Regions from separate parts of the Mus musculus genome. Here region 1 is linked to region 2. Evidence: chromatin contacts called from ENCODE Hi-C or POLR2A ChIA-PET data. All regions are on one chromosome and are shown on one strand. The core of a region is the stretch at or near the end of the contact, and the rest is flanking DNA. Distances in the headings are between cores, read along the strand shown.

What was found. Hi-C counts contacts between places; a loop is a spot of excess contacts on that map. ChIA-PET counts read pairs that join two places held with the same protein, here RNA polymerase II (POLR2A).
Region 1: a loop to region 2 is called in a map of v-Abl transformed pro-B cells, with 3 times the contacts of the local background. The contact joins the enhancer-like site here to the promoter of Lax1 in region 2. A Hi-C loop is called at or near these places in 1 of 37 maps with a recorded cell type or tissue (v-Abl transformed pro-B cells). POLR2A ChIA-PET finds 5 or more read pairs at or near these places in 2 of 5 experiments (Patski and embryonic stem cell).

Annotation. Positions count from the first base shown.
Region 1 is chr1:134,061,702-134,066,630 of GRCm38, forward strand. No RefSeq gene overlaps it. Among named protein-coding and RNA genes, the nearest start is that of Gm19497, 3.2 kb to the left of the region's middle. RefSeq lists an enhancer at 1-4,471. Within about 2 kb of position 2,773, at least 2 of the 3 ENCODE cell types and tissues checked have a DNase peak (open chromatin) inside an H3K27ac peak, as active enhancers do.
Region 2 is chr1:133,686,948-133,691,907 of GRCm38, forward strand. Lax1 (lymphocyte transmembrane adaptor 1) reads right to left here and starts at 3,161. Exons shown (of 6, transcript NM_001159649.1): 1 at 2,862-3,161; 2 at 1,874-2,057. The coding sequence starts at 1,959.

The DNA of each region.
Region 1 (4,929 bases), core at 1,523-4,022, 370 kb after region 2:
GGGAAGACCTTTGCAAAATACTCTTTTGCCCCCAAGCCCTATTTCAGTTTCTATTGAATAGCCTTAAATGTGTGCACACTGACCTGGGGATGATGATAATGTCAGTATTTAATAGCAGCTACTGTGAGCTTCAGATGAACCAGCACTGTCTGGATTCTTCTATCCGCCAAACCCACAACAGAATTAACCAGAGAAACTTTTATCCCATGGCAAAACAATTGATAAGCTTCGTAACACCTACTGTAATGAGGCATGCAGGTAATATGTCTTTTCCTGGGGACCCCTTCCAATCTTGATCATTAAGTTGTAATCTTCCAGCCAGATGTGGTAGTGTGTTCTTGTTGCACTAGCACTTAGTTGGCTGAGGCAGGAGGACCAGGAATGAGTCTTTGTCCCCCTCTGCACAAAGTAGCCCTTCCTCTACTTTTGCCAAGAAAGTGGTGGCTCAGCCGGGAGTGGTGGCACACAAGCCTTAAATCCTAGCCCCCAGGAGGCAGAAACAAGCAGATCTCTGTGAGGTTTGAAGCCAGGCTGTCCTACGTAGGAAAACCCAGGAGAGAGAGAAAGAGAGAGAGAGAGAGAGACTCATTTTCTACTTTTGCAAAAGTCCCTAGGAACTAGGTCCAGCACCCCTCAGAGTTGGGAGGGAATGAAGAAGGACTAGAGGAAACAGGAATGTTTCATATTAGTGAATTTTACCACAATTAAAAAAGAAGTCCAAAGACAATCTTCTGGCCCACGTGTCCAGTCCTGCCCAGTTAACTGAACAAGTTTAGAGCAACTTCAAGCACCAGAGACGTCCCCCTAAACTTCAGAGCTTTGTGGTCTATTTCCAAAATAGGGCAGACACTAACTTGGAAGTTAAGGAGTGATAGGCAGAAGTACCGAGTGCCTGAGAACTTGGCAGGCAGTCCTACTTTACAAGCAATTCCTTCTCCTTCTTTCCCTCCCTTTCTCTCTCATCCCCCACACCTCCCAGCCGGCACCCCCCTTTCCCAGCTCATGGAGGGAGCACACCATCTGTCTCCCCCCCCCCCCCCCTCGGGGACTTAGGTCCTTTATTGAGACCTTTAAATAATTAAATGCCCCAAAGCTCCCCCCATTGATCCCAGCCCCGGGCCTGGGGTGTTATTCAAAGCCCAGGAGCTGGGCTGGAGAGCTGCCAACCCCACCACCTCTATTCAGCTCCTTTCTTTCCCCAGCTCAGCTGCCGGGCTATGGCTAATAGAGCTTTTCCCCTGCTTTTGCCTCCTTGTCTGCCAAGCACAGTTTGGGGGTGAGGGGCAGTAGGGAGAAGACCATCAGGTCCACTATGCACTCGCAAAGGGACCGGGCAGGGACCGAACGGAAGACTGAAAAGAGGGGTAGACCAGCCTGGTCAGCCTCCGTGGAGGAGCTTAGACTTTAGGAAGTCAAAGTGAGGCTAGGAGGTGTCAATCACCTGAGCCGTGTGGGGCTTGGTCAGCCTCCTCACTCATGCAAATAACTCTGGTGAGTAGCCGAAAGTTTAGTCTAGACACAAAGAAATCGTGCGTCCCTCCTCCGGCTGCCCGTCCTCCCTCCCGCAGCCACCCGGCCCAGCGACAAAAGGCCGGGGCCCAGCGGTGCGTGAAGAGTGAATGGGCGAGACCCTGCCTAGTGACGTCCCACTAGACAGATGGCAACAGTTGCCCCGCACCAGTTGCAGGCCTCCTTTCATTCTCCCCACCCCCACCCCCGCCCCCCATAAAGGAGGAAGGCCGGGTGGCTCAGGAGCTCATCAGCTTCCCCCACCTCGTTGGGGGGAAGGGCGAGGCCCAGGAGGTGAGAGGCAGGCGAGCTGACGCTGGCTGTTTGGCTGCCAAACAAAAAGGTTGCTGAAAGGCCGGCTCCGGGCCCAGCTTGCCCATCTGTGCGCCTCTGGGGAGCTCTGCCCCCACGCTCCTCCTCGGCTTCTGGCCAGCCGTAAGCAGAGCCGGGGCCTCTGGGAAGAGAGACCGCGCTCTGGGGCAGCTCACTAAGCCGCAATCGTTGGGGCTTTGTGTTCTCAGGCTGTCACTGAGGGGAAAATCCCTTGACCTGCATTGTTTTTCCTCTTCAGAAATAGGTTAAATGGAAAATCCAAGCCCTGAGGGGCAGATGGAGAGCCGAACTCTGTGGTTAACTAACAGAGGGAGTCGTTGGGAATGGGCTAGTAGGCCAGAGTGGAAGCTCCCTTCTCAGCTCGTCCTCTGCTTGCTGCGACCAGTCATCCGGAGGCTGTCTCAGTTGCAATTTCCTCTGCAAATTGGAGTAACAACACCCACCACTGGTACCTCCCAGCATGGCGGAAACGGGCTGCTGTGCTAGCCAGTTCTCTGTAAACAGCAGAGAGGCCGTGGGAATACAAGGGTTTATTCTCTGTGTCCACACTATCCCGGAGCAGGAATGGCACTTTAGTTTTGTTAAGTGACTGAGACAGCAGAGTAGAGAAGTGACATAGACATCTAAGAGAACAGAGAGAGCCTGCACCAGGTTCCAGAATCCCAGATCCATTGCTCCTCTTTGTCTGCCTTCAAACATCAGTCTATCATGGTGGATATCTGGCCAAACATGTGTGCAACTCTAGATTCCATCCCCCAACTCCCATTCCAAAACTAGACCATTAATTGTGAGGATGAAGAGATGAAACTGTTTCATGGCCTAAGTGTGCCCGAGTTATCATCCTGATACCCTTGGGCTCTGGCCTGAGTACCCTCTATGCCCTCTCTGCAGAGGGACTGAGCCAGATGGGGGAGGGGTCAATGCTGAGGGAGCACCAGGGAACCATGCCAACTGCCATCAAAGCTCACCTCTGTGTTACCACTTTGTCTTGCTCTTCTGCCCACCCTAACCACACCTATTGTTCACTTTGGCCAAGGTGCACATACTCCGGCTGGTCTGCCTTTCTAGCCTTCAGCAGTAAGTCAGTAAAGATGTGTCCTCCTGCAACAGTACTTCTCAAGACATCTCTTTCCCAGCCCTTGCTCAGGCTCACCTCACCCATGTCTGATCATCCCCTTGCCCAGCAATGATGGTGGCATTTGGATAGAATGCATTGATCTGTGTTATTCCCTTAGTTTGCATTTAATCCTGAAGAGTCAGCACCTTGGGTACAGTACTTTTATGTGTAATTACCCTGCCATCTCCTGCTGACTGGTGACATCCTGAGGACCAAACCCTTGTCCCCTGCCCCTTGGCCAAACCCAAACTCTGTGCAAAAGTCCATTTCTGCACATAAGAGGCTCCCATCCAGTGACACTCTGCCTGCCAGATAAAGGACTGAAAGTTGAAACCTTATATATGGTCTTTCAAGCTGTCATGTGCACCCAGCTGTGTGTAGCCCTGTATGGCCCCTGGACTCTGAGGCTGACAGTAACCCTCATCAACCCTCAAATTCACATAGCACTGTGATCTTAACAAGTGTGTTTACAGCCTGTTGAAGCCTTCTGGGTATCTTTGAATACTGTCCTATTGTATTAGGACATAATCAGTGCTCCATTTTTTCCCCCTGGGTGGTGCCAACAGGAAAGCCTATTGACCAAGCAGTAGCTGTGACAGGGAAGTGATTTGCCTTTTGTAAAAACAAGAGAAGCCACTAAGCCCTGAGCCTCCACCCTGAGCTGGACTGGTAGGAGAGGAAGTGGGTCACAACCAACACAGGAGTTTCTGTGTTTTGCATTAGGGCTGGGAAGTCAGGGGCTGGAACTCTGTGCTGAGATGAAGCAATCAATCCATCCAGCTGGTTGGTCTGTATTGGACTAGGAGTTTTCTGACTGGAATGAGTCAAAGGGCAACGGAGACTCTAGTGCATGCCTAGGACCAATAGGCTGTTCCCTACAGCCAACAGCCCTTGTCCCAACTTCCTGTTCTGCTCCGTGTTTAGTACAGACACTGTGAAGGGTGAGTAATCTCAGAGCTGATCTCATAACCCTTCCGTTCAGGTTCAACTATGACAGATAAACAAAGACAACACTATAGAGAACATGTGCACACCACACACACAAGCACACTCACTCACACACACAGATGCAAGCTACCACTGCCAAAGGCAAAGTCGGGCATGGTGGCACATGCCAAGAACTCCAGCACCCCAGAGGCAGGAGAACCACTGCAAGTTTGAGGCAAGCCTGAACTACAGAGACCATGATTCAAAAAAGAAAAGAAAGAAACAAAGAAAGAGAAAGACTGCAAAAATAGCAGGATTCACACACACACAAAGTGTAGGGAAATATAGATGAGTAGTAGAGAGCTCCATTAGCTTTCAAGAGGCCCTGGGTTCAATCACCACCGCTACCACCAAGATAAAAACCACTATAGAAATGGTCACAATGGTCTGAGAAGAAGCAAGCGGTCTAAGCCTGGGCATAAGAGATGCGTAAGGACTGGATTCCAGACTGGTCACCTTTTCTACTACCTGCAGAGAGTAAATTGTGATGTGGTATAAATTCCCTGCCTTTCAGACCAGAAGGCTAATGGCAGCAGGGAGAGATGGGAAAAAGGCTGGATTCAGCATGGCTTTGATAGTAATAATGATGATAATGATGCTTCCTCATAATCTCTTTACCCTCTTGCTTTCTGCCTCTTCTTTCCTCCTCCTCCTCCTCCTCTTCCTCCTCCTCCTCCTACTCCTCCTCCTCCTCCTCTTCCTCCTCTTCCTCCTCCTCCACCGCTGCTGCTTCTGTTTATTTAGGCAGTCCTATATTTGAGTTTCCTGCCATTTGCTAACAGTGTGTCTGTGGACAGTTTGCTTAACCTGAGCCTCTGTTTTCTGACTGATAGCCTAATAATGTCAACCCCACGGAGCTGCCCTGAGGGTTTAATGAAATGAGGTACATCCCACTAATGTCATGCTTTATTATGGGTTTTGTCAGCCGTCACAAACTTAACCCCAGCAAAGGAGAAAGGCAGTAACACTCTCATGCATCCATT
Region 2 (4,960 bases), core at 1,911-4,410:
TTCTGTCTTGGATCTGCATGGCAGAGCCCCTCATTTCATTAAGTCTCAGGTGTCTTCTCCTCCTTCGAGAGACCCTCCCCAGTCACATCCACCACTCACAGCTTTCTTACTCAGTTCGGTTTCTTCTTCAAAGCACTTACGGCTGATTGAGAGTATACATTTATTTGGTTATGTCTGCTATCAAGCGCTGCCGCTGACTGAGCCTCAGGGAGTCACGGTCTTGCCTATTCTGTTCACTCAGCATCTCAAGCCACACGGTAAGCGCTTCATGAATATTTGTTCAGTGATAAGTGAATGAAATAATAAACAAATGAACACAGAAGTAGTTTTGAGAATAACACAGTCATGGTAGAAAATGACTTATGGCAATTATCCCAAAAAATTAAAAATAGAATCGCCATATGCTCTGTCAGTCCCACTACAAGAACTTTATTCAAAGCAAATGAAAACTGTGTCTGTACTCCCGTGTTTATTAGAGATGTTTGTACTGTCATAATCTTTGCAGCAAAAGTCACCATAGCCAAGATGCAGAATTAACCCGCGTGTCTATCAACAGATAAGTGGATAGAGAGAATTCGGAATACACATGCAAAAGATATCACTGAGCTTTAAAAGGGAAGACGATCTTGTCATTTGCGACATGGTGGATGGACCCAGAGGACCTAGCATTAAGTGAAAGAACCCAGGAACAGATAGGTCCTGCTCCGTCTTGCTTATATGCAGAGACTAAATAGATTGAACTCAGAGACTCAGAGAATAGAATGGAGGTCACCAGAGGTGGTAAGGGAGGGTTCCCAGAGGTGCCAAAGGTCAGGTAGAAGGAAGAAGTTCAACATGGCAATGCTGAAAGTAATGGATTCTTGAACATTGCTTAAAAGTGTTATTTGAAGCATCCTCTCATAAAAGGATATGTCACGTAATACATACGGTATTTAGCCATCCATAATACACATGTATTGCAAAACTATGTGCTAAACATAATACATAAGTACAGATTTTATTTACTGACTACCAAGTGAAAAAGAAAGAGAAAACAACAATAAAGCAAATGTCAACTTAAAAAAGAAATAGTTTTAAGGGGTCAGTGAGAGGGCTCAGTGTGTAAAGGCACCTGCAGCCAAGCCCAACACGCTAAGTTTGATCCCTGACACCCATATGATGAAACTGACTTCTGTAAATTGCCCTCTGACCTCTACACCATTCTACTCCCCCCAGATATAATAAAGAGGGAACTCATTTTAAGAGGGTGCTCCAGGCTTCAGCGATGGATAGGAACTTGGTCCTCTTCGTTTGTGTTTGACCTGCTCGTGACACTGATTTACTCTGGTCATCACGCTGACTTTTCCTGAAACTACAGCAATTCAGGAACAGAATACACTGTCATTGGGTTTTTACTTTGATGGAAGAGCTGGAATTTACCCATTCTAATGTTTCTAAAATCTCAGCGCCCTATCAACAGATGCTTTCCTTTTGTGTATTTGAGATTGAAAACTTCCGGAGCACGTTGACATCCGTGACTAGCTCTGTAAGGTCCTAAAACTTTATGACGTCTGCAGTTACATTTCTCACTCATGACAAGGGCTTTAGGATCTAAAAACTCATTGCAGGGATTAGGCCAAGAGGTTGGAAATCTCAAGGGCAGAGGTCAGGACCTCTGAGTGGAAGAAGATCCCCTCAGAAATTCACCTCTCAGTCAGTCCGTCCCTCTCCCCTCAACCCCAGTATCTCTTTTCTTCCCTCCCAGCATCCCTCGGGGAAACAGCTCTTAGCTCCCCAAGTTTGCTCATCTTGGTGGACCCAGGTCTGGGTTGGAAATAGACCATTCCTGTAGGAGATCAGGGGACCCTGGGGCTCACTTTCCCAAAGCACTCACCCCTGCAGGCTGCCAAGAGTCCCCTGCCGAGTGCTGGGCTCTGAGTTCCTTCTTGTGACCTCTGGAGGGGCCGGGGTGCTGTACATCACTGGACCTCTGAGGGGCTTTGCAGCTTCTAAGCCTTTTCAGTGTCGTGACTGACTAGCCAGTATGGCTTCCACTTTTCTTAGCTCTTTCTAAGTTGCTGATTCATAGAGGGGAAAAAGGGTAAACTGGTATGCATTTTGCATATAATCACCTTTTAAAAAAAAAGTAGATAATAGAATGACAGAAAATTCTCCAAATCCCTATGTATTCCAAATTGTATCATTTTGTACTATTGAAATTTCTTATTTAAGTACCCAAGATGATATATATATATATACATATATATATATGTATATATATATATACACATATATACACATACATATACATATACATATACATATACATATACATATACATATACATATACATATACATATACATATACATATATGGGGGGTGTAGGATCTTGAACTCTGATCCTCTGCCTCTGCTCCCTCAGCACTGGGATTTCCAGGTGTGCACCACCGCACTCATGAAGGTGGTTCTGGAGCTGGAACCCCAGGGCTTCGAGTACCTCATGCAATGCAGCCACCTCCCAGTCATTCTTCCTAGATCATATTCACCAAGGTTCTCACATACAAAACTGGTTTTTAGTTTTTGTTTCTTTCTGAAGCTTTTAATCTTCTGTTCTAGAATGTTCTCCCAACAAACTGCCTTCTTTGGGCTGGTGCGATGGCTCTGCAGGTAAAGGTACTTACTGCCAGTTTAATGACCCAAGTTTACCCTCTGCATGCATAGTGGAAGGCAAGAACCGGTTCCTACAAATTATCTTCTGATCTTCCGAGACACACACACACACACACACACACACACACACACACACACACACAGAACGGCTGTACCACCACTACTACTACTAACAGCAACAACAATAGTAATAAGACCCAAACCTCCCTACCTTCACCTGAAATTCCAGGCTGAGTTGGTAGAAGGTTCATCAGAGTTGGTCTACTGGAGGTGGCCACAATGCCCACTGCAGGAGCCGTGCTCTTTCTCACCCAGCTGTCTGTGCTCCCAGTGTGAAGCAGTAGGGCCACTCTCTAGTTTCTGCCAGTTGATGGAAACATGAGGGGCCTGTGGGGGAGTAGGGAGGCGACTGTCAAGAGGCCCAGCGTTTTCGTGAGAAAATCTTCTTCCTCCAACCCCCAGGGCAGTGTGAAAACAGCAAACCACTCTGGCAGAATGGAAAGTCGCTGACAGGAAGCACCCTCCACCGGTGTGCTAATAAGGCCAGGGCACAGGAAATGCTCCGCTCAACCCAGACAGCAGGAAACCCACCTTCAGCCCTCCTGTTCCCCACAGGCACTCTGGCATCTGGGGCCCATGTGGTTGAAGAGTCAGAGACATGACTATTCACCCTGTTTTTCTGAGTGTTAAAAACCTCTAGGGTCAAAATTCGAAGGTTCAAGACAATGTGCTTGCGTAGCTATTGTCATTGGTTATCTTTACTTATTTATGCTTTTCACATCTATTTACTGTGTCTGCACACATGCCGTGCCACATGAGTGGGGGTCAGAGAACACTGGAGGGAGTGTGTTCTTTCCTACTTACTGTGTTGGTCTCAAGAGTCAAACTAGGGTGTTGGACAGAGGCAAGTGTTTGTATCCAATGAACCATCTTGCACACTATGTTTTTTTTGTTTTTTGTTTTTGTGAGGCAGATCTCCCTTCAGAGGTCAAGTTGACTGAACTCATAGTAGCTTCTTGTCTTAATGTCCCTGGTGATGTGCTTACAGGTGTGAATCAGGCTCAGGGCTCAGAATGGTTCTTACCCCTGCTCCCAACCCAAGACAGGGTTTCTCTACACATCCATGGCTTTTCTTTCTTTCTTTCTTTCTTTCTTTCTTTCTTTCTTTCTTTCTTTCTTTCTTTCTTTCTTTCTTTCTTTCTTTCTTTCTTTCTTCCTCCCTCCCTCCCTCCCTCCCTTCCTCCCTCCCTCCCTCCCTCCCTCCCTCCCTCCCCCCCCCTCTCTTTTTGGTTTTTCGAGACAGGGTTTCTCTGTATAGCCCTGGCTGGCCTGGAACATACTTTGTAGACCAGGCTGGCCTCGAACTCAGAAACCCGACTGCCTCTACCTCCTGAGTGCTGGGATTAAAGGCGTGTGCCACCACTGCCCTGTTCTGTATTTCACTACACAGGCCAGGCTGGCTGACCTCAAACTCTCAGAGGTCCTCCAGCCTCTGTCTCCTAAGGGCTGGGATTGAAAAAGTGTACCACCAATGCTGGCCTTAGAATGGTTCTTAGCAGATCTCAAAAGAGCTAGAATTAGTTGTTTAGAGAGCTGTACAGAGCTGGCACCCGCTTGTGGTTCCGTGGGTGGACTGGCTTCATAAATAGATCTTCTGCAGGTGATAATGCCAGAGGTGAGCTGAGTTTCATACTCTCAGAGCCTCTGTTCCGGTATCATAGTGGGAATGGAACCGAGCCCGGGTTACAGGGCCGTTGGCCACTGTTTCTTCCTCAGGGCTTCTGGTGAGGGGCTATCTGTTGCTGGCCTGGCTCTGCTGCAGCCAGTCCCAGTCCTGGGTAACCTCTCATTTCAGGTACTGCTGGGTTTCTCGCCAGCATTTACCTCAAGCTCCCAAGCTTGGGAGAAAGTTTCGAGTTTGTTTCTAAAATCCCTTCCCTTTCGCTTCACGTGTGTCGGGAAACCAACCCTCCTGGCGAGTCAGCCAGAACCACCACGAGTGTATAGAGGATGCAGGGAGCCTCTCTCACGACACTTGCCAAACCAGGTGGAGCTCCAGGTAACTGGAAGGGGTGGCCTCCGTGCCTTTGCCATTCTGCCTCGCTGGGACCTCTTTCAGGTGCACGCTGGAGTTCTTGGCTTCCAGAGCCTGGACACAACCTACTTGTTCCAGTTCTCCCAAGGCCCAGAGTACTGTGCAGGAAATCCCGCCACGCCAGGCTCTGGGGAGCCTGCTTAGCTAGAGACAGATAGTCTGGGGGCTGGGACCTAGGTCTCTGCCTACATTTCCTTGGGATCAGGTTTGAAGAA